3 separate regions of the Homo sapiens genome follow, and all the other regions are linked to region 3. A link is an interaction called in ENCODE POLR2A ChIA-PET data of the cell type or tissue named here. Cell type or tissue: PC-9. All regions are shown on one strand. Region 1 overlaps HBP1 (HMG-box transcription factor 1). Region 2 overlaps COG5 (component of oligomeric golgi complex 5). Region 3 overlaps COG5 (component of oligomeric golgi complex 5).

Region 1 (8,000 bases), 310 kb before region 3:
TAACTGTATCTTTGTTTCATACTCATTTTGACCAAGGGCATTAGTTGCATGGTTTAACAAATAGTAGAAAATAGCCTAAACTTCACATCTAGAAAGGCTTAGAGAGGGAAGTGGTTATTCCTGAGATCACGTTGCTAGTAAGTGGCAGAAAAGGACAAGAACCCATGTGTCCTGACTCCAGAAGGTTGGCCAGCTATCTTCATTTATATGGGACTTTCCTGGTTTTTGCACTGAAAGTCTAGCTTTCAGGAAACCCCTCAGTCCTAGACAAACTGGAACAATTGGCCACCTTGCTCCTAGAAGGAACCCAGAGAAAGTCTGTGTGTAGGTATCTGGGATTTAAAGACTCATTCTTTCTTTAAGATAATTATCAAATCCATAGGCATGTACTGGCACTAAGTAGAGAATTCTCAAGAGTCCCTGCTGGCCTGTAGATTTTATTTCATTCAGTTTAATTAGTATGTTTTATATATCATGAGGATGAGTGAAACTATTATTAAAAAAGCAAATTGCATAGGGCCTGACACAAGCCACATGCTCGATAAATGTCTACAAGCTTATGCTCTTAATGCTGTTTGATTACATCCCTCATATACACTCTTTTTTGAAAAACTAGAAAAATGAGTCAAAATTTTAAGGACTGATACTTAGGATATATAGATTAATGATAACTCCTATGTTTTGGTGAGACTGTAACCTGATAGAAAAATTTTGGAAGATAATTTGGCTTTATCTTGTAAAGGTGAGTATTAGCAGTTTCATTCCTCTTTTATATATATTCTAGAGAAGTAAATTCTTGTAGTCATGCTCAAGGAGATGGTGCAAGTAAGTTTGTAGCTGTATTACTCATGATAGCAAAAATGTGGAAACAGTATCAATACTTATTAACTGGAGAGTGAATCCATGAAGTGTGATATAATCATATAGTGGAATTAGTGGAAAATGAATGAACCTTAGCTACAAACTTTAAAACATGGATCAATTTTTAAAACAATGTTAAGTAAAAATAAGTCTTGGAAATATACAGTATGAGTCTATTTTATGGAATCATGTTCCTTAGAAATAAATAAAATAACCCTTATATATGGTTTGTAATACACATTATATAATTATGTCAGGGGTCCCTAAAGACTAGCCCCCAGGTTTGATGATTTGCTCAGAGAATTCACAAGACTCTGCACATAGTTGTGCTCATGGCTGTGACTTATTATGGCAAAAAAATACTAATACAAAGCAAAATTGGGAAAGGGAAAAGATGTGGGGTGAAGTCTGAGGGAAGCCAGGCTTCCAGGGATCCTCTCCCAGTGGAATTAAGGGCATGTTTTATTCCCCAGCAGTGGGCTGTGACAACATATATGAAATGTCGTCTCCCAGGGAAGCTTGTTAGGCGCACTTGGCACCTAGGGTTTTTATTGAGAGCAGTCACGTAGGTTTCTTCTGCTTGGCACATAACAAAATCCAAACTTCCAAAAGGAAAGCAGGCATTCAGAGTAAACTGTGTTGTTTGTATATCCAGTCTAGGCACAGTAAACTACTCTTCTCAGTTGTGGGAATGATGGGACCCCTCAAAATCCAAGTTCTAGAAATTAGTCAAGGGTCAACCTTGTAAGTAGACTTTTGAAAGGATAGCAGTCATTTCTGCATAATGAAACACTGTATCTTATATATTAAGAAAGATATTAATAAAACTAATGCTACTGTAGTATTTATATGTTGTATTTATGAGTAATATTTTCATAATAAAATTATTGAAAAAGAATGATTAACATTCAGGAGAGTGGTTATTTCTGGGGTGGCAAATATGGAACTTAGTGATACTGGAAATATTATTCTTAATTTGGATTGTGGGTTCACTCATTTATTTGTATGCTTCATAACTTACAAATATATGTAAAGTTTACATATTATTACATAGCACCAAACTTTTTTAAAGTAAAAGGGAAAACTTGCCTGCCTAATTCCTGCTTTTCTGAGATAGCAAATTCTTACCATTTGATCTCACTGAATAATAATCACTCCCAAGATGATGTTAGTCATTGGTCTCATTTTACTGTTGAGTGACTTCAATATAACAGCAGGAGCACCCACCCTGCAAAGGAGTGGAAATGGGTGGTATCATCATGGAGAAACCAGGAAAAAATTGAGAAGCTGAAAGTGACTTTATTTTCATTGTGGATTAGACTGGTTAAGGGAGATGATGCCTGGCCTAGGGGGAGGGCAAGAAGAGAAAGAGGTAAGAAGAGGAAAAAGTCCAAGTTGGACTGCTCCAAGCAAATTCTCGGGTCATGGTTTACAGAGGACATGTGAGTAGTTTCTAGCTCAGGAAGAATCAGAAGTCAGCAATCAGTTGATGAGCTCTCATACATAATTCAAGGTTCTGTTGTAAGTAGCCCATTCTGAAACATTGAGAATTGAGGCCAACCTTCTAGGCCTCAGGCGGGTTTAAAACAGTCAGTTTTGACTCTTTGAAGTTGACATTTCTGTTCAGGTAATATGATTTAACAAACTTGAGTGCCTACTATATATATAATGTTAATTTATTTAATATTAATTACCCTATTTGTAGATTATATCCTCATTTTACAGAGAGAAGTAAAGTTGAGAGAGGTTAAGGAACATGCCCAAAACAAAGGCAGTTAGTATCAGAATTAGGATTCAAGCCCATATCTTGTAAAGATTCCAAATTTTGAGTTCTCTAGCTACTCACCTAAGATACTTCTACAATAATAGATACTCCTAATGGCAAAATACACTGTGCCAGCCTCTGCCCTGTGTCTTATGTTTATTGTTCTTTTTGGCACCACTGCATAGCATAGATTTATTTTACAGATAAGTAAACTGAGGCTACAGGGTTTATTTAACTTGCCCAAGGTCATATTACTAGCTGGAATTTGCACTCAGTTAAAATTTTCCATTATTATGTTATTCAGAATTGATTAAAAAATGAGTTAAGAATGGCCATACCTCTTTGCTTCCAATCTAGAGAAGGAAATGGATTAGTAAATGTATACAGTAGATGTACACGCTGATTGAGAGGCAGTGTAGCCTGATAGGAACATGAGCTCGATCTGGACTGCCTGGATTCAAATCCTGGCTCTGCAATTGATTTGCTATGGAAGCTTGAGTAAATTAATATTTCTGTGGCTCCTTTAAAAAAATCTGTAGAATGGGGATAATATTGGAAGGATTAAATAAGTTAATATATGTGACATGGTTAATAGGCACTACATTATTGTGGAGTTTGCCATTAAGACTAATGATTAGACAGTGAAGTGAGAATGGGCATTCTAAGCTTAAGGAATGGCATGTACACAAAGTAGAGCTGTGAAAGGCACATTTGGGTACAGGTGCTTTAGTGAAGAGAATGAATGCTTACCTAAGGTAGTATAGCAAAAGATGAAGCTGTTTTTAAAGATACTCTATGTCATTACTGCTGCAGTAATGTTAGTCATTGAATTTTGTGACTGAATATTTAAAACTGATTTAAGTTGTATCCATAATGGAAGTAGATGATAAGTTATATTTGTGCCACTAGATGGTGGAGTTTTCAAATTTTAGTAATTAGCTTACCCAGTATCTTTTAGTATTTTAAATTGTAATCATTTTCCATCAGTAGAGATGGGTAATTTTGTGTCAGTGCTGAAGTTTGCTATTTTTCTAAATTATGTATGGGAGGGGCTGAAGATATCTTACAAAAACTGCAAACCTAGAAAGCAGACATTGTTTTCCTGACGTAATACTGATTGCTAAGCATTCATGAGGTAATTTTGGAGTCATAGTTTAAGTACATTTATTTCATGCAATACTTTCAGAAAAAAGACATTGTGTGCTTGATAAGTGGTAGAAGTCATTTACTGTGTGTAGTCAGTGGCATGGACCGCCCTCATTCCTTTGGCTGTTTCCATCTATCTTTAGAATTTTGTAATCTCATGTTTTACCTTTAGGTAGATGGTATTCCTGTAGCTAATATTAAACTATTTTGATGTATTACCGGAATTTCTGTTTCAGGGAAGGAAGTAGGAGCTAGGTTCAGATTAGAAGCTGAATAAAAGGTTTCCTGCCAAGAAGATAGAAAAGTACTATAGGCAGAAAGAGAGTTAATGCTGGAACAAAAGAGAATTCTTTAGCTTATTTCCATGTCTATGTAAACTGAACATACAGAACAAAATGTGGCCTTTCCTGACAAAGGCAGGTTTTTACAATGAACTTTATGTTATTAGGCTATGTTATAGGTCATGGATGGCCTTTCGGGAGACTGATGTATGTATGGCTCTCTTTACCTAAACAAATGACCCAGATTACTGGGCATTTTAAGTTCCTTTATTTGTTTTTTATTTTTTTTGAGACGGAGTCTCACTCTGTTGCCCAGTTGGAGTGCAGTGCTGTGATCTGCCTCCCTGGTTCAAGCGATTCTCCTGCCTCAGTCACCCGAATAGCTGGGATTACAGGCATGTGCTGCCACGCCTAGCTGATTTTTGTATTTTTGGTAGAGATGGGGTTTCACCATGTTGCCCAGGCTGGTCTTAAACTCCTGACCTCAGGTGATCCACCCACCTCGGCCTCCCAAACTGTTGGGATTACAGGCGTGAGCCACCAGGCCTGTCCTTAAGTTCCTTTAGCCACATTTAACAGCTTTTCACTGCCTTTCCCAACCATTTGTTTTCTATAGTAGTCCTTAGGCCTGGTATGTTGCCTGCCACTCCATTTTAATTTTCTAGGTCTGGGTGCCTATAGGCCAAGAAACCATATTGTCACATTTGTCCAGAAATGAATTTAAAGTAAGAATAAGTGGGTTGTGTAGGATTTGGAGGAGTTACTTGCTATGAATAAAGTATGCTGATTATAACATTCCTTTGGGGGGTTCAAAGTCTTTTTTAAGCTTTTGTATTATCTGCAGAGGTTTTTTAAAAAAATTAATTTCAGTTAGCACATATACAGATTTCATTTTATAAGCAACTATCAGTGGCAAAAGTTGTTAGTGTTGGTAACATGATATAGGGGGAAATGCACTGAAATTTCCAATCAGATGTTTTCTTTTTTTTTTTTTTAACCTGCTTTTTAGAAATCAGAGAATTCAAAATTGAATTAAAATATTATTATTTTTTTTAATTTTATAGCTATGACTTCACACCTATGGATTCTTCTGCAGTTTATGTGTTAAGTAGTATGGCTCGCCAGCGTCGTGCATCTTTGTCTTGTGGAGGACCTGGTGGTCAAGACTTTGCAAGATCTGGATTCAGTAAAAACTGTGGCTCACCTGGATCATCACAGCTCTCTTCCAATTCTTTGTATGCTAAAGCTGTCAAAAACCACAGCTCAGGGACTGTGAGTGCCACTTCTCCTAATAAGTGCAAAAGACCAATGAATGCCTTCATGCTTTTTGCCAAAAAATACAGAGTTGAATATACTCAGATGTATCCAGGGAAAGATAACAGGTAAAAATAGTGATAATTCTGATTACAATAAATGAGTAACACTTCAATACGGTTCATGGTAACTGGAATAGTTAAGTAAACTTATTCTTTAATAGCTTTTATTCAACTCTTAGGTTGACTTTTTTGTTTGTTTTTGAGACGGAGTCTCGCTGTGTCACCCAAGCTGGAGTCCAGTGGTACGATCTCAGCTCACTGCAACCTCCGCCTTCCAGGTTCAAGTGATTATCCTGCCTCAGCCTCTCAAGTAGCTGAGACTACAGGCGCCCACCACCATACCTGGCTAATTTTTTGTATTTTTAGTAGAGACAGGGTTTCACCATGTTGGCCAGGCTGATCTCGAACTCCTGACCTCGTGATCCACCCACCTTGGCCTCCTAAAGTGCCGTGATTACAGGCGTGAGCCACTGTGCCCGGCCAGGTTGACTTTAAAGTAAAAAGTTTAAGTGGAATTTTTAGGGTTATATGTAATTATTTTATAATACATAGACAATTAGGTTATCTACCTTAGTAGTAAGGATCTACCTTTTATTATTTGTGCCATAGCCCAGGCTGCAGTACAGCGGCGCAACTCACTGTAGCCTGTATCTCCCAGGCTCAATCCTCCCACCTCAGCTTCCTGAATGGCTGGGATTACAGGCACATGCCACCACACCCAGTTAATTTTTGTATTTTTTGTAGAGATAGGGTTGTGCCATGTTGCCCAGGCTGGTCTCAAACTCCTGGGTTCAAGCCATCTGCCTGCCTCCCAAAGTGCAAGATCTACCTTTTAAAATCATGTTATTTATCTGTTGGAGGACACGGTTCTAACAATTAACAGTTCTATCTTTATGGAACAGCTTTTCACCTGAGTCAACTATGGATTGTACGGGGAACTGGCAATTTGTAGCAAGCTGCCAGAGTTGTCAAAACGGTGAACTTAAGAGCTGTCCTCAGTAGAAGCTGGAAATAAAAATCAACTCAAGTCCTTCCTACTCTGTTGCCTGTACCCTTACTCATCTCCGAGTCCTCTACTGCTGAATCCCTCTCAAACCAGTCAAGTTCTCCATATATTAATAACGCTGTCTTCTTCCAGTCTTTGTACCCTGAGGATCAAAACTACCATTTGCTTTATCTTGATATCATGAGAAAAGTCATTACTGTGTTACCACAGTAATGAATAGCTTTGTCCTAGTTCCTTTAGACACATAAGTGTGTAATTAGTGAGTCAAGAATTCTAAGAGTCTTTTTTTGTTTGTTTGAGGCGGAGTCTCACTGTCATCCAGGCTGGAGTGTAGTGGCAGGATCTTGGCTCACTGCAACTTCTGCCTTGTGGGTTCAAGCGATTCTCCTGCCTCAGCCACCCGAGTAGCTGGGATTACGGGCATGCGCCACTACACCCAGCTAATTTTTTGCATATTTAGTAGACATGGGGTTTCACTATGTTGGCCAGGCTGGTCTCAAACTCCTGAGCTCAAGTGATCCGCTCACCTTGGCCTCCCAAAATGCTGGGATTACAGGCATGAGCCACGGGCCCAGCGCTAAGAGGCTTTTTAATACTATTGAAATGTTTTAACTCTTGGATCTGTCAGTCATTTGTGTGACTTTTGGCAATTAATCTTTAAGTTGTAATCCATTTCTTCAGTAAAAAGAGTGGGTTTAAGTGTGTTTTTTAAAAAAAGTTAGTTTGGAAGTCTACTTCTGTGACTGACTTTTAGGCTTTAAAGACATTTTAAGAGTAATTTGTACCTTTCCCCTTGCTCAATTTGTTTTTCCTGAGAAAATGACTGGCCTTAGATTTAGTGACAGGTACATGCTGCATTTCTCTTTTTGTACACTTCTGGTATTTAATTATTAAACATATCCTTTGACATCTAGAAACAGGATTCACGTCCCTGTAAGTCTCTTCCCCGCCAGTAGTTGAGAATGTCAGCTGGGATGCATTCTGTATTTATTTCCAATTCTGGGGAACTGGACTATCCTGATTATAAGGGGTGTAAATCTCATTTTATCTTTAGATGTTTTGTTTTCTGATCTTTTTATAGGATCTCTAAATCAGGTTATACCCTTTATTGCTCAAAAATCTTTTTTTTTTTTATGAGATGGAATCTTGCTCTGTCACGCAGGCTGTAGTGCCAGTGGTGTGATCTCGGCTCATTGCAACTGCTGCCTCCTAGGTTGAAGTGATTCTCCTGCCTCAGCCTCTGAGCAGCTTGAACTATAGGCATGCACCACCACACCTGGCTAATTTTTTGTAGTTTTAGTAGAGATGGGGTTTCACCTTGTTGGCTAGGCTGGTCTCGAACTCCTGATCTCAGGTGATCTGCCCACCTCTGCCTCCCAAAGTGCTGGGATTACATATGTGAGCCACCGTGCCCAGCCAAATCTGGTATTTTCTTTGCATTTTAGCATTGCTCCCATGTGATATACTGGTAATCAATCATCTAACATTGAGGGCCATCAGATATCACCTATCTCTAAACTGAATGGGATAAATCATAATTTTGAAATTGGATTCTTCACTGTCTCTAATAAAGCTGCCTTAATTCAATGAATAAATTCTCATTTGGAGGCAAATTCTGAGGGAAT
Region 2 (8,000 bases), 100 kb before region 3:
AAGATGAAAGTATCTGCCAAGAAAATCAATTATTTAAAGCAGGGATCAGCATATTTTTTCTTTAAAGTGCAATACAGCAAATAGTTTAGGCTTTGCACACTACGTATGCTGTTTGTTTTTGCTTTTTTCCAACCATTTAAAAATATAAAAATAATTCTTAGCACTGCGGCAACATAAAAAAACAGGCCACGGGCTGTAGTTTACCAACCCATGATTTTGGGTGTTATGTAAGAGTTCAAATTAATTTCCATTCAAATTTAAGGATAAAATAAAAAGGACATGTCACACAACTAACATTAAGCTTTAGAGAAAAAAAATTTAAATGATTAGTTTTAAAATATCCTTTTAAATTATAAAAGCTATGACGGTACATATTATGTAACTATTATTAATAATGATATACAATGTTATCTCTAAAAAGAAATTGCCGAAGAGTAACTTTTAAAATTATTATTTATACATGTCATAAAGTTTATTTAATTGAATACCAATGTACTCCACATCAGGTCTCCATTAAATCTAATGAAAGCTATAGTGATGGGAACAAACAGACAAATATATGGTGAAACAACAGCAAATTATCATTTGAAGGTCATAAAGGAAATACGCGAGCTCTTACTACATTCATTCTTTCAAGTTGTTTACTGTGTGCCAAGGAACAAGTTTTGAACAAGAGGGGAAAAATTACTGAAACTCTAGTTAGTGGTAAAAACAATACTGGGACCAAATATACAAAGGAGTTTACACAGGCCCAAATGATGGGCTCTGTTGTATAATCCATGAGACAAGTCAGAAAAACAGCTAAATATATAAAAGCTGTACCTTTTAAAGCTAGGCAAATGGTGTTTGTTGGGTCATAAGGGAAGGAAAACATCCCAAAACAATTGCTTGCTGCCTGCAGAACTACTATCGCAAACTACAAAAGGAATCACTGTGTTCAACTTTAAGAGGACCTTCTTTTTGAAGCTTAAGATAATGCTTAACTTCCATAGAGCTCACTGAACACAATGCATTTGAACTAGTATCCTTGCTGTACCAGAAATAATTCAGAATTTTTAACTGCAAAAGTGAAAAGAGCTCATAATATCAAAATTTCTTACTGTATACTATATAGATATTTATCTACTGAACTTCAATTCTACATTATTTTCTTAGAGTAGCTAGGTCTAGGTCTAGGTTCTCTAGAGCTGGCTTCTCTAAGGTTGTCATGGTACTTTTGGCTGACAGTTGATAAGCACCAGGACCCTAGGCTTGACCAAGAAGGTCTTCTGCTTTAGGGAAAAGGCAAGTTCATGAATACTTAGTTACTATCACTAGCAACAATTACCACAGGGTCGAGATTATAGCCAGGTACCAAGCTCTGAAAGAAGTGAACACAGAAATCCTCTTTCCTGATGACCTCTAAAGACAAGTAAACACATTATCTTCCTCCACCTTGAACCTCCAGAAAGTCTCATACTTGTTTACTGGGAAAGCTTCTAATTCACAAGGTAAAGTCATCTTCCTAATTAAAATGTCATCATTTTACTGTGGGGGACTGGTATCTATGGTGACGCAGGAACTGATCCAGATCACAATTTCTACCACCTATTTTTGAAAGCTAGTTAAAGCCTGAGGTAATGGAGTCTGTTGTAATCCTGAAAAAATAAATAAACAAATAATGTCCTCTCCCTTTCTTTGTGTGACTTCTGTCAGTGAAAGATTGTATGGTGAGTAGAAAAGAGAGAAATGGGAACCAGGAAGAGCTGCAGGTGGATGGCATATCTAGTCGCATGCTGTGACAGACTGCCTATAGAGTTGAAAAATGTTTTTTCTAATATGATCATATTCTGTGCATCCCCAGAAGATGTGCTCTACATCACCAGTCCTTCCAAATTTTTCCAAAGAAAATGGTAGTGATATCACTATAAATCTTTCCGATACAGAAGTAATAAGACTTTTGTAAGGTCAGAAGTTTATTTATGTATTTTTCGTGTAGAAAGAAACAATAGCTCCTCCATATCTAAACAGTCATTTAGTTTATAAATCTGAAAATAGACATTTTGCAATATGATAGTATTTTATAATACTACAAAGCTATTTAAAACATACAAATAAATACAAAACACTTAGGCAATTAACTAGGAAAAAATAGTGATGAAAGAGGTTATTTGCATTTACTAAAACAATTTTGGTTTGGAAAGGAATGCTAAAAAAAGAAATTACACTAACTTTCTTCTAATAAATAGTTGCTTCAGATAACAAAGGAATAGCTATTATATTAGTCTGTTCTGGCTGCTGTAACAAAATACCATAGACTGGGCTTATAAACAAGAGAAATTTATTTTTTGCAGTTCTGGAGACTGGGAAGTCCAAGTTCAAGGTGCCAGCAGTTTGGGTATCTGATAAGGGCTCATGTTCCTAGTTCACAGAAAGACACCCTTTTTTTTTTTTTAAATTATACTTTAAGTTCTGGGATACATGTGTAGAATGTGCTGGTTTGTTATATAGGTATACACGTGCCATGGTGGTTTTGCCGCACCCATCAACCCGTCACCTACATTACCTATTTCTCCTAATGGTATCCCTCCCCTAGCCCCCTAACCCCAACAGGCCCCGGTGTGTGATGTTCCCTTCCCTGACAACGGACACCTTTTTAATATGATCCCACATGGCAAAAGGATAAGCAGCTCTCTCAGGCTCTGAGTAAAATGAGGGGTAGAAGGAGAGGGGAAGGTAGATAGTAAGTGCAAAAAGTCTTTTATAAGGGCACTAATCCCATTCAAGAGAGTCCCACCTTCATGACCTGTTTACCTCCCAAAGGCCGACCTCCAAATAACATAATTTTGGCGGTTAGGATTTCAACATAAGGAGAATTTAAGGAGGATGCATTGGGAACATAGCAGCCATAAAAATGAAGTGACAATTTATCTGCAAATTACAGTTAGGTGACTCTATTATTATTATTATTATTATTACTATTTTTATGATTTTAGTAAGGGCAGAATTCAATGAATAGAAACATCACCCATTTCTTTAACATGATTCAACAGAAAGTAACAATTTAGTTTTTAACAAAAGATCTCATTGAATTATCAGTCAATAACCAAAAATCTAAAAATCACTGAAGACAATGAAGATGGAGAATTTTTAGTGTTATTAAATACTACTAATTTCACAACTGGTAAAGATAGCACTAAAGACTCATGCTATTTTAACTTTTACAATGAACTGATATTGAAAATGATGGGCATCAACTACATACTCAATAAGAGAGGATCATCAACACTTTTGAGGAATCAAATTAATGTCAGAAATTAATTATTAAATGTAACTGATAATATGATGTAATTTTTCAAAAGTTCCTTGTTTACTGAACATCTATTCAGGCTAAGAGCCTATAAACTAAGTGCGTAATCATTCATGAATGCAATAGTACTTCAAAGTTAAAATACTGTAATTCTTTTAGTCTATATTTATAATAAACATTATACATTTATTTTAATCTCTGATACATGCGAGAATATAATTTGAGGATAAAATACATATAAGCTGTAGCATCTGTTCTAACAGGGAGCGTGAAGCATATTCCAGGCATAAAAAGAGTACCAAGGCCCTAAAGAAGAAAGGAAAATGGGATGTGAACGACTAATAGAAAGCTTGTGAGACTGAAAAGCAGAGAACATATGAGGAGAGTAGCATAAAATGTGCACGTTTAAATGTTGATGAGAAGGAGACAGTATAAGGGAAATGAGGGATGGAAATGTCAACAAGATAAGGTTCTAAGAAAATAAAAAATAGGATCTAGAGCAGAGGTGGTGTGAGAGGACTCTCAGTGAAGCAGGAATTAAGGACATCTGCTCAGAGTAAAATGGGGGTATGGCAAGAGAAGATGGTTGATGGAAAGTAAAGAGAGCGTAAAACAGTAATTTCAGAAGATGAAAAAAAAAAAAAAAAAAAAAAACAGTTGGCCAGAAAACAAAAATTCTGAGGAATGCTGAAGGACCAGTTTAGATTAATCATCAAATGGAGACTTCCTAAAAAAAAATTTATGCTATAAAAATTCCCTTTTCAATACAAATTGCTTCACAAATTGTCAAATAATTTTCAATATAATTATTTAATAAAGTTAGAATAAACTGCTTGGTCTTACTAAAGAAGGGGGAAGCAGGAGCTCCAGATCATGATTCTATTACTTGCCAGCTATGTAATCTTCAGTTAATTTCCTAACCTTTCCATCTCTTTGTTTCCTTAACCATACAGAAAATGGATAATTATATCTTCTTCACAGATCTGTTACTGCAATTGAGATAACAAATGTAAAGTGACTAACACAGAGCCTGACAAAGAACAGAGACTGAACAATGGTTCGTTTCACTCTTAATTCCTAAATTGCCTGCTGACACAGCTGGATGACACCTCTGTCTTGTTGCTCTCTGAGAAGAAAAGGCACTAGCTCCCAAACACAGGCTCTTTCTACTACGACAGCCTGCTTCCCAAGAAGCTTTATCACAGTGACGTGATTATTAAGAGTTTAATCCTCTCAGCTCCACAAAACCTGAAACTTGACTTTGTGAGAAAGCCAGGTCTGAGGAAGACAGACACACACAATTAAACTCAGAAAGATGTTACAAACACAAATATCAATTTATACATAAGAAATACAGTAAATTTCATGAACTGAACCAGAATGTTAATACTGGCAGATAATACATTTTCTCCCTTTAGGAAAATTACACAGCAAGCTGCAATAGTCTGAATGTTTGTGTCTTTCCTCCTCAATTCATATGATGAAATCCTAACTGCCAAGGTGATAGTATTAGAAGGTGTGGCCTTTGGGAGGTGACTATATCATGAGGGCAGGGCACCCATGAATGGGATTCATGCCCTTATAAAAGAAGCTTGAGGGTGCCTTTGCTCCTTCTACCACATGAGGACACATCAAGAGGGCATCATTTGTGAATCAGAATGTTGGCCCTCAGTAGATACCCAATCTGCTGGCACCTCCAGCCTTCAGACTTCCCCAGCCTCCAGAACTGTGAAAAATAAATTTCTGTTTATAAGCCACCCAGTTTATGGTGTTTTGTTACAGCAACCCAAATGGACTAACAGAGGAGCCAAATTGTACTCAGAAGGTTACTTTATACATCTAAATAAGACAAATGAATTGGATAATATTAAGGGATAATGTCAATAAACTATGATAATATGATACATATGGCCTTACAGGGAGAAAATACTCCCCCTCCACTGAGCAGAACCTATCCTCCTATGAACCATGCTGAGACATACAACAAAATTATAGTTCCCTGACTCCTATTTTTCTAAGATCTATGCAGATCATTCTACACCTACCCGTGCAGACACACATTACTTTTATACTTTTGTCTTTTTAATCTGATTTATTAGAAATAGGCCACTGGTTAAATAACAACAGTCATCTACTTTGATAAATCTTTTGAATAAATTTATATAGTCTAAACAGATAACAAAACTATCAATATTTAAGGAATACTAACTTCCTAAAAGTTTGTCAGTCTCTTAATTTTTAATATGAATTTAAAAACCAAAGAAAAGTCAAACTTGACAACTGGTAAAAATGTGCACAAGACAATAAAATATCTAATATATATTTATTTAGAAACAACTAGGCTAGAAAATACTTTCTTACTTTAAATATAAGAGAATTAAATTAAAAAACAAAAAGCCTTTAAAAGTAACCATTCCTTTTTGACATGTTAAATTTATCCAACCCTATTGAAGATAATATTTTGGTTTCAAAAACGTTGGTACTGTTTCCCTTCTAGAATTACTTGGTTTGAGTCCCATGACTCTAAAATATGATACAATTTTAAGAACTGCATAAAGATATATACAAATGTATACATCAAAAACATGTCATAGATGCAAAATTTTAGGTAGTATATATACATAAGGTTTCCCATTAGATTAATACAAAAGGCTTATGACATTGCACTCCCTGAAATACAAATTGCCATCTTTCTCACAACTAAACAAACTATGCTAATATCAATTTTCTGTAGAAATATTCATCTTTATTCAAGGTTGACTTGGAATTCCTTAAGTATTTCTTTGAGAAGTAATTATCAAAGAATTTGATAATTTGAGCAATCATCCTTCAAAAGAAACATTAGGGCCAGGCACGGTGGCTCACGCCTGTAATCCCAGCACTTTGGGAGACAGAGGCGGGTCGATCATCTGAGGTCAGGAGTTTGAGACCAGTCTGGCCAACATGGCGAAACCCCGTCTCTACTAAAAATACAAAAATGAGCTGGGTGTGGTGGCACGTGCCTGTAATCCCAGCTACTCGGGGGGCTGAGGTGGGAGAATCACTTGAACCCAGGAGTCGGAGGTTTCAGTGAGCCGAGATCGTGCCGCTGCACTCCAACCTGGGCAACAAGCGCAAAACTCCATCTCAAAAAAGGAAAAAGAAAAATAAACATTAAGACCATCATCTAGTGTTTTATCCAATTATTTAATATTTAACAAATACTTATTGAGCAATTCAAAGAATGGGAAAACAGAGATAAAAGATATAGTACTAGGTCTTAATGAACGTCAATCCAGTGAGTACATCAAAACATATATATATTATAACAAGTGTGATAAATAAAATGCTCAAATATAATAAATAACATTATTAAGCATCTTCTTTTTTTTTTTTTTTTCAAAGGTGCTATTATAACCCTAAATAGAGGTTCTAAAACCACCCACAAGAATCAGGAAAGGCTATTTGGGGAAGTTAAGGAGGACAAAGTTGGGTAAAGAATGAATACAAAACAAACAGCCAGGTAAATTCGACCAGTAACTGTGTTCAAAGAATATTTAACATTAAATGCAAACCACAGAGGCTGAACAAACCTGTTATGTTCAGGGAAACAAGGGACAGCCATAAGTGTCATTTGGGGATGTAGCAAGATGGCAAAAAGCAAATGGGGTTACAGTTTGAGATTTATAAAGAGCAAAGTTGTTGAAGAATTTTAAGTAGCAAACGGACATGACTAGATATGCCTTATATTAAGATCACTGTGGAAGCAGTATGAGTATTAAATGGAAATCAGACACTAATAGAAGACTAATACAGTAATCAGGATGAGAAAGCTAAGGTATGAAACAAGAATACAGAAACAATCAGAGTAGAACAGGAGTCAACAAACTATGCTCGTGGGACAAATCTGGTTTATTGCTTGTTTTTGCTAATAAAGTGTTAATGGAACACAACCACATTCATTCATTTACATATTGTCTATGACTGTTTTCCTGCCTCAACAGCAGAGTTCAGTAGTTATAACTGAAACTAAATGGCCTATAAAATCTAAACTATTTACTATCTGTCTCTTCGCAAAAAGTGTGCTGGTCCTTAGATGAGCTGATTTCCAAGTTTTCCAGTTGAATAGTGGTGCTCCACAGCAGCTAACAAACACAGGAGAAGATATATTTGACAACTCTGTATTTTAATATTCTGAGTTACAGAGTCTTTATGATGGTCTCATGGAATAATGTGGATGATACTAAGAATGAGCTTGCTCAATATACATTCTGGCTTCCTTTTAGTATGTGTTTGCTGTAAAAGGGTCCAGATATGACTAATGTTCCATTAACTATAAGAACTTGTTTGACATTTAGATGGCAGAGGCTGTACTTTTCCTACTTCTGTTGTTTTCCCTGCCAAGCTTGGTCATAGAGTGTTTGGATTTCTTCTATCAGCTCTAATGGGGCCTGGTGTATAGTCCCTAGCATTATGAGTGCCAAAAGGCAGAACAGGGGACATCTATTTTGCTGATCTAGATCTTGTCAGAGGAAATATGGCTCTGAAGCTATCAAATGCAATGAAGGTTATATAAAACACCAGTGGGCAGTTTCCTGACATGGAGGTAGCAATATGTGCCCAACTTGCCCAATTCTCCACAGTTCAGTAGTTCTGAGAGGCTCAGATTATGGTCTTTTTCTTGAGCCCTCCCAACCATATCCTATAATAAACCCCTATCTACTAAAACTTG
Region 3 (8,000 bases):
ATTTGGCTTTATTTCTGAGTTCTCTATTCTGTTTCATTGGGTCTATGTGCCTACTTTTATACCAGAACCATGCTGTTCTGGTAACTGTATACAGCCTTGTAGTATAACTAAGAGTCCAGTAATATGATGCCTCCAGATGTGTTCTTTTTGCTTAGGATTGCTTTGGTTATTTGGGCTCTTTTTGGTTCCAAATGAATTTTAGGATTTTTTTTCCCATTCGGTGAAAAATAATGTTGGTATTTTGATGGGGAATTGCACTGAATATGTAGACTGCTTTGGGCAGTATGGTTATTTTCACAATATTGATTCTTCCAATCTATGAACACAAGATGTGTTTCCATTTGTTTGTGTCATCCACGTTTTCTTTCAGCAGTTTTGTAGTTCACCTTGTAGAGATCTTTCACCTCCTTGGTTAAGTATATTCCTAGTATTTTATCTTTTTTGCAGATGCAAAAGGGGCTAAGTTCTTGATTTGATTCTCAGCTTGGTGGTTGGTGTGTAGCAGTGCTACTGATTTGTGTACATTGACTTTGTAACCTGAGACTTTACTTGTTTATCAAATCTAGGAGTCTTCTGGAGCAGTCTTTATTTAGGGTTTTTCATGTATACAATCACATCATCAGTGAACAGTGATAGTTTGACTTTCTTTTTCCAATTTGGAAGCCCTTTACTTCCTTCTCTTCCCTGATTGCTCTGACTAGGACTAGGACTTCCAGTACTATGTTGAATAGAAGTGATCAAAGTGGGCATCCTTGTCTTGTTCCAGTTCTCAGGGGGAAGGCTTTCAACTTTTCCCCGTTCAGTATGATGTCGGCTGTGGGTTTGTCATATATGGCTTTTATTAATTTGAAGGAAATCCCTTCTATGCCTAGTTTGTTGAGGGTTTTTTATCATAAAAGGATGCTGGATTTTACCGGATGCTTTTTCTGCATCTATTGAGATGATCATATAGTTTTTATTTATAATTCTGTTTATGTGATATATCACATTTATTGATTTGCATATGTTAAATCATCCCTGCATCCCTGAAATAAAACCCCTCGATCACCATGCATTATCTTTTTGATGTGATGTTGGATTTGGTTAGTTAGTATTTTGTTGAAAATTTTTGCATCAATGTTCATCAGGGATATTGCTCTGTAGTTTTCTTTTTTTGTTATGTCCTTTCTGAGTTTTGGTATCAGGGTAATACCGGCTTCAAAGAATGATTCAGAGAGAATTCCCTCTTTCTCAATCTTTTGCAATAGTTGCAGTAAGATTGATACCAGTTCATCTTTGAATATCTGGTAGAATTCAGCTGTGAATCTATCTAGCCCTGGGCTTTTTCTTTGTTGGCAATTTTTTTTATTACTGATTTAATCTTGCTGCTTGTTATTGGTCTGCTCAGGGTTTCTATTTCTTCCGGATTTAATCTAGGAGGGTTGTATGTTTCCAGGAATTTATCCATTTCCTCGAGGTTTTCTAGTTGATATGCATAGGGGTGTTAATAGTAGTCTCAAATGATCTATTGCGTTCTGTGGCATTGGTTGTAATGTCTCCAGTTTCATTTCTAATTGAGCTTATTTGAATCTTCTTTTTTTTCTTGGTTCATCTAGCTTAATGGTCTATCCATTTTGTTTATCTCTCAAAGAGAGAATTCAGTTCTTGGTGCTTTCAGGGGTGGAAACTCTGAGTTCCTTGGTTATTAAGAGTCTTTGTATGATAGCTTTCTCTGCTGCTGGTTGTAGTAGCAATATGTTGGTCATGTGAGCAAGTTCACTGTCTCCCATAGGGTTGAAATGGTAGAGGTCTCTTGACGCTTAATCTCATTCCCCTGTGATGTGCACTTTTTTATTTATTTTTTCCCCAGTATTTTATTTACTGGATTGAATATTTTAGGCTTCAGGCCAATACAGGAGGTGTCCACAGGTAAAAACCAGCTTTGGCTAAAGCAGGTGGGTAAATGCAATACCCAATGGTGGGGAAAGGTCCCAGCCTTGACAGAGGTGGCCGAGGAAGCTCTCAGTGAAACACACTGAGGTCTTACCAGAGGGAGGGACTGGAGCCACCTTAGCTCCCTTGTCAGGCTGGCAGAAAATTCATCTGCAGGAATGTTGATGTTTCAAGTGGAGAGGAATTGTGCCTCTGCCTCTCATGCAATCCTGCACTTGGAAAGTGCTCCTCCTGTGGGGATGCAGTCACCCTGAAGTGTTTCAGAGAGGTTGTCTATAGGTATACCCATGCCAAGCTCCCATGGGAAAAGCCCCACCTGTGTCTGCAGTGGTGAATGAGGGGGAAAAGAAGTCATCTTCTCCAAGGCTATTCACAAGCACCAGGACTGCCTGACTGTTGGGGCAGAGCTGCAGACTTTCCTTGCTGAGCCCAGCATGGCAACTGTATTTCTCCTGAAAGAAACTTCCCACCAGTGGAAAGATCTGGGACTCAAGGCCTCCCGCCTGGGTTCTTTTGTGCCATGGGTGGTCCCTTGATGTGGTACACTCTCCCTTCCCCTAGAAACAGGTGTCCCTAAGGGCAAGAATACTGTGAATGCTGTTGTTCCTCTGGGTCTAGATGCCCAGTGTGGCTGCCATACTCTAGGCTGCTGCTTGGAATGCCTGCAAGGAATCCAGAGATATGGCCTGTCCTCAAGTCTCCCAGCAGTGGGTACCAGTACCAGCTCTGATGGGGGTGGCAGGAAAGTGACACAGACTGTGAGATTCCTTGGTTATGGATAGTCTTAATGTGTTGGCTTTCTGAAATGATGGTTGTAGTAGTAATGAAAAGGTTATGTGGACAGACTCAGGACCTCCTGGTTGGCCAGGGTAGTAGAGGCAATGGTGACAGGTAAGGTCATGCACAAGTTTTCTCCTTCCTGGGTGCAGTATTATTCTACCTGGAGATGATGTAATGGACTGTGTTAGTTGGCCTCCAGCCAGGAAATGATGTGTGCAAAAGAGCACCAGCTGCAGTAGTTAACAGTGGTATTTGTGTTGGTCTTATGTTACCCAGGGGCAGTGCTTTGGTTTCTCAGGAATGGGCAGGGCCATAAAGCTCCCAAAAGTTTCTGTCCTTTGTGTTAAACTACCAGGGTGGCTGGAGGGGTAAAGCCAGGTGGGGGCTGGGGTCAGGCAGGTCCCTGCTCTGACTCTCCACAAGTGGGGCAAGCAGCAGCCCCTGGGCAGGAGTTTGAGGGAGGTTTCTCTGGCACTGGGGTAATGTTCCAGAGAGGTGTATTAACTGTCTCTGCTGCACAGAGAATTGTATGTAGGGAGTGGGAAGTAACAGGTGATAGTAAACCCCACCCAGCTCACCCAGCTCCCCGCATACTTCGCAAGGCAGATCTCACACCCACAGTTTCCCAGTAGCAGCATCCAGCTAAGTTCTAGACCTTCTACTCAAAACTGCCCCAAGCCATATGCCTTCCCTGCGGGAAAACAGGAACCACAGGTTTCAGGCCACGCCCCTCCCAGTTGGCTCACACAGCTGGGGCACCCAGCTCCCTAGCTTGTGGCTACAGGACACTTGCCACTCACCCTCTGGTTCTGGCCTAGGAAATTCTTCCTCATTCGAGGTTATCATGAAATTCAGTTGGGAGGTTCTTTCAACCTGTGACTGCTTCCTGAGTTAGCTGGCGGACTTCCATGAGATACACTGTGAGGCAGAATAATGAATGGCTCCCCTTGGTCTACTCTGCAGACTGGGAAAGCACGCAAGGCTGCTCCCACTGCCGTTCCTACTTTTATATATGTCACCACTTCCTAAATCAGTTCCAGTGTTGAGTAGGATAAAGGTCTTCCCCTGTGGGTTGGATTGTCAGGTTCCCCTGTAGGGGTGTGTATCCTGGAGGCAGTCTCTTCCACTCTCACCCTCTGGGGACTTACAGTTTTTCACCTGGCTCACAGTATAGGCTGTAGCCTGCAGCTTCTTTCAAAGCTCATGGTTTATTTTCAACCTTTCCTATCAATGAACAATTTTAATAGCCTTGAAATAAAACTTCCTTTTCTTTTCTTTTTTTTTTTTTTTTGAGATGGAGTCTCGCTGTCACCCAGGCTGGAGTGCAGTGGTGCAATCTCCGCTCACTGCAAGCTCTGCCTCCCGGGTTCACACCATTCTCCTGCCTCAGCCTCCCGAGTAGCTGGGACTACAGGCACCCACCACCATGCCCAGCTAATTTTTTGTATTTTTTTTTTTTTTTTTTTAGTAGACACAGGGTTTCACCATATTAGCCACGATGGTCTTGATCTCCAGACCTCGTGATCCACCCGCCTCAGCCTCCCGAAGTGCTGGATTACAGGCATGAACGACCACACCCGGCCGAAATAAAACTTTCTAAAATCTTCACCAACTGCAACATATTATAGACATCTCAAAAAACATTAATTACTTCAGTAATTAATGGGTCCCTATTGTATGGCAAGGTTATATAAATCATACTTTCATCTATACATAAGTGAGAAACGTTTGCCTATAAGTATTGTTTTATCAGATTAAGAAATATCATAGCTACAATAAGAACATCAGTGGATGAAACAAGTTTAAACTACCCCTCTCTTCCACAATAAATGTATCATAATGCTTCTATGACGTATTTGGTTTTAAGAATATTCTCTCATGGGGTGGGTGGAGCTAAGATGGCTGAACAGGAACAGCTCCCAGCGTGAGCGACGCAGAAGACGGGTGATTTCTGCATTTCCATCTGAGGTATCGCGTTCATCTCACTAGAGAGTGCCAGACAGTGGGTGCAAGACAGTGGGTGCAACGCACCATGCACGAGCCGAAGCAGGGCGAGGCATTGCCTCACTCGGGAAGAGCAAGGGGTCAGGGAGTTCCCTTTCCTAGTCAAAGAAAGGGGTGACAGAAGGCACCTGGAAAATCGGGTAACTCCCACCCTAATACTGCACTTTTCCAATGGGCTTAAAAAAACGGCACACCAGGGGATTATATCCCGCACCTGGCTCGGAGGGTCCTATGCCCACAGAGTCTCGCTGATTGCTAGCACAGCAGTCTGAGATCAAACTGCAAGGCAGCAGCAAGGCTGGGGGAGGGGCGCCTGCCATTGCCCAGGCTTGATTAGGTAAACAAAGCAGCCCCGAAGCTCCAACTGGGTGGAGCCCACCACAGCTCAAGGAGGCCTGCCTGCCTCTGTAGGCTCCACCTCTGGGGGCAGGGCACAGACAAACAAAAAGACAGCAGTAACCTCTGCAGACTTAAAGGTCCCTGTCTGACAGCTTTGAAGAGAGTAGTGGTTCTTCCACTACGCAGCTGGAGATCTGAGAATGGGCAGACTGCCTCCTCAAGTGGGTCCGTGACCCCCGAGCAGCCTAACTGGGAGGCACCCCCCAGTAGGGGCACACTGACACCTTACACGGCCGGGTACTCCTCTGAGACAAAACTTCCAGAGGAACGATCAGGCAGCAGCATTTGCGGTTCACCAACATCCACTGTTCTACAGCCACCGCTGTTCTGCAGCCACCGCTGCTGATACCCAGGCAAACAGGGTCTGGAGTGGACCTCTAGCAAACTCCAACAGACCTGTAGCAGAGGGTCCTGTCTGTTAAAAGGAAAACTACCAAACAGAAAGGACATCCACACCAAAAACCCTTCTGTACATCACCAACATCAAAGACCAAAAGTAGATAAAGCCACAAAGATGGGAAAAAAACAAAGCAGAAACACTGGAAACCCTAAAAATCAGAGCGCCTCTCCTCCTCCAAAGGAACGCAGCTCCTCACCAGCAATGGAACAAAGCTGGAAGGAGAATGACTTTGACGTGTTGAGAGAAGAAGGCTTCAGAAGATCAAACTACTCTGAGCTAAAGGAGAAAGTTCGAACCAATGGCAAAGAAGTTAAAAACCTTGAAAAAAAAGTAGACGAATGGCTAACTAGAATAACCAATGCAGAGAAGTCCTTAAAGGAGCTGAGGTAGCTGAAAGCCAAGGCTCAAGAACTACGTGAAGAATGCAGAAGCCTCGGGAGCTGATGCGATCAACTGGAAGAAAGGGTACCAGTGATGGAAGACGAAATGAATGAACTGAAGCGAGAAGGGAAGTTTAGAGAAAAAAAGAATAAAAAGAAATGAACAAAGCCTCCAAGAAATATGGGACTATGTGAAAAGACCAAGTCTACGTCTGATTGGTGTACCTGAAAGTGATGGGGAGAATGGAACCAAGTTGGAAAACACTCTGCAGGATATTATCCAGGAGAACTTCCCCAATCTAGCAAGGCAGGCCAACATTCAGATTCAGGAAATACAGAGAACGCCACAAAGATGCTCCTCGAGAAGAGCAACTCCAACACACGTAATTGTCAGATTCACCAAAGTTGAAATGAAGGACAAAATGTTAAGGGCAGCCAGAGAGAAAGGTCGGGTTACCCACAAAGGGAAGCCCATCAGACTAACAGCGGATCTCTCGGCAGAAACTCTACAAGCCAGAAGAGAGTGGGGACCAATATTCAACATTCTTAAAGAAAAGAATTTTCAACCCAGAATTTTCATATCCAGCCAAACTAAGCTTCATAAGTGAAGGGGAAATAAAATCCTTTACAGACAAGCAAATGCTGAGAGATTTTGTCACCACCAGGCCTGCCCTAAAAGAGCTCCTGAAAGAAGCACTAAACATGGAAAGGAACAACCGGTACCAGCCACTGCAAAAACATGACAAAATGTAAAGACCATCAAGGCTAGGAAGAAACTGCATCAACTAACGAGCAAAATAACCAGCTAACATCATAATGACAAGACCAAATACACACATAACAATATTAACCTTAAATGTAAATGGGCTAAATGCTCCAATTAAAAGACACAGACTGACAAACTGGATAGAGTCAAGACCCATCAGTGTGCTGTATTCAGGAAACCCATCTCACGTGCAGAGACACACATAGGCTCAAAATAAAGGGATGGAGGAAGATCTACCAAGCAAATGGAAAACAAAAAAAGGCAGGGGTTGCAATCCTAGTCTCTGATAAAACAGACTTTAAACCAACAAAGATCAAAAGAGACAAAGAAGGCCATTACATAATGGTAAAGGGATCAATTCAACAAGAAGAGCTAACTATCCTAAATGTATATGCACCTAATACAGGACAACCCAGATTCATAAAGCAAGTCCTTAGTGACCTACAAAGAGACTTAGACTCCTACACAATAATAACGGGAGACTTTAACAACCCACTGTCAACATTAGACAGATCAACGAGACAGAAAGTTAAAAAGGATACCCAGGAATTGAACTCAGCTCTGCACCAAGCGGACCTAATAGACATCTACAGAACTCTCCACCCTAAATCAACAGAATATACATTCTTTTCAGCACCACACCACACCTATTCCAAAATTGACCACATAGCTGGAAGTAAAGCACTCCTCAGCAAATGTAAACAGAAATTATAACAAACTGTCTCTCAGACCACAGTGCAATCAAACTAGAACTCAGGATTAAGAAACTCACTCAAAACCGCTCCACTACATGGAAACTGAACAACCTGCTCCAGAATGACTACTGGGTACATAACGAAATGAAGGCAGAAATAAAGATGTTCTCTGAAACCAACGGAAACAAAGACACAACATACCAGTATCTCTGGCACACATTCAAAGCAGTGTGTAGAGGGAAATTTATAGCACTAAATGCCCACAAGAGAAAGCAGGAAAGATCCAAAATTGACACCCTAACGTCACAATTAAAAGAACTAGAAAAGCAAGAGCAAACACATTCAAAAGCTAGCAGAAGGCAAGAAATAACTAAAATCAGAGCAGAACTGAAGGAAATAGAGACACAAAATACCGTTCAAAAAATTAATGAATCCAGGAGCTGGTTTTTTGAAAAGATCAACAAAACTGATAGACTGCTAGCAAGACTAATAAAGAAGAAAAGAGAGAAGAATCAAATAGATGCAATAAAAAATGATAAAGGGGATATCACCACCGATCCCACAGAAATACAAACTACCATCACAGAATACTACAAACACCTCTACGCAAATAAACTAGACAATCTAGAAGAAATGGATAAATT

What was found. Peaks named below come from ENCODE experiments on the same cell type or tissue, not always from the same donor. Only the 100,000 strongest peaks of a DNase experiment are listed, where the experiment ranks them.
Region 1: POLR2A ChIA-PET joins it to region 3 with 18 read pairs; 2 of 35 experiments call an interaction of 5 or more read pairs at or near these places.
Region 2: POLR2A ChIA-PET joins it to region 3 with 14 read pairs; 3 of 35 experiments call an interaction of 5 or more read pairs at or near these places.

The regions. Positions count from the first base shown.
Region 1 is chr7:107,190,717-107,198,716 of GRCh38, forward strand. HBP1 (HMG-box transcription factor 1) reads left to right here. Exons shown (of 11, transcript NM_012257.4): 9 at 5,118-5,435. Among named protein-coding and RNA genes, the nearest start is that of HBP1, 26 kb to the left of the region's middle. In PC-9, a CTCF peak has its summit at 3,609; no DNase peak of the experiment used is centred here.
Region 2 is chr7:107,400,966-107,408,965 of GRCh38, forward strand. The region is part of intron 7 of COG5 (component of oligomeric golgi complex 5); the gene reads right to left. Among named protein-coding and RNA genes, the nearest start is that of GPR22, 65 kb to the right of the region's middle. In PC-9, no CTCF peak of the experiment used is centred here; DNase peaks (open chromatin) are centred at 3,976, 4,316 and 4,806; H3K4me3 peaks cover 398 bases; H3K27ac peaks cover 1,537 bases.
Region 3 is chr7:107,503,311-107,511,310 of GRCh38, forward strand. All of the region lies in intron 6 of COG5 (component of oligomeric golgi complex 5), which reads right to left. Among named protein-coding and RNA genes, the nearest start is that of GPR22, 37 kb to the left of the region's middle. RefSeq lists enhancers at 4,634-5,135, 5,136-5,635. In PC-9, no CTCF peak of the experiment used is centred here; DNase peaks (open chromatin) are centred at 2,941 and 3,431; H3K4me3 peaks cover 1,363 bases; H3K27ac peaks cover 2,779 bases.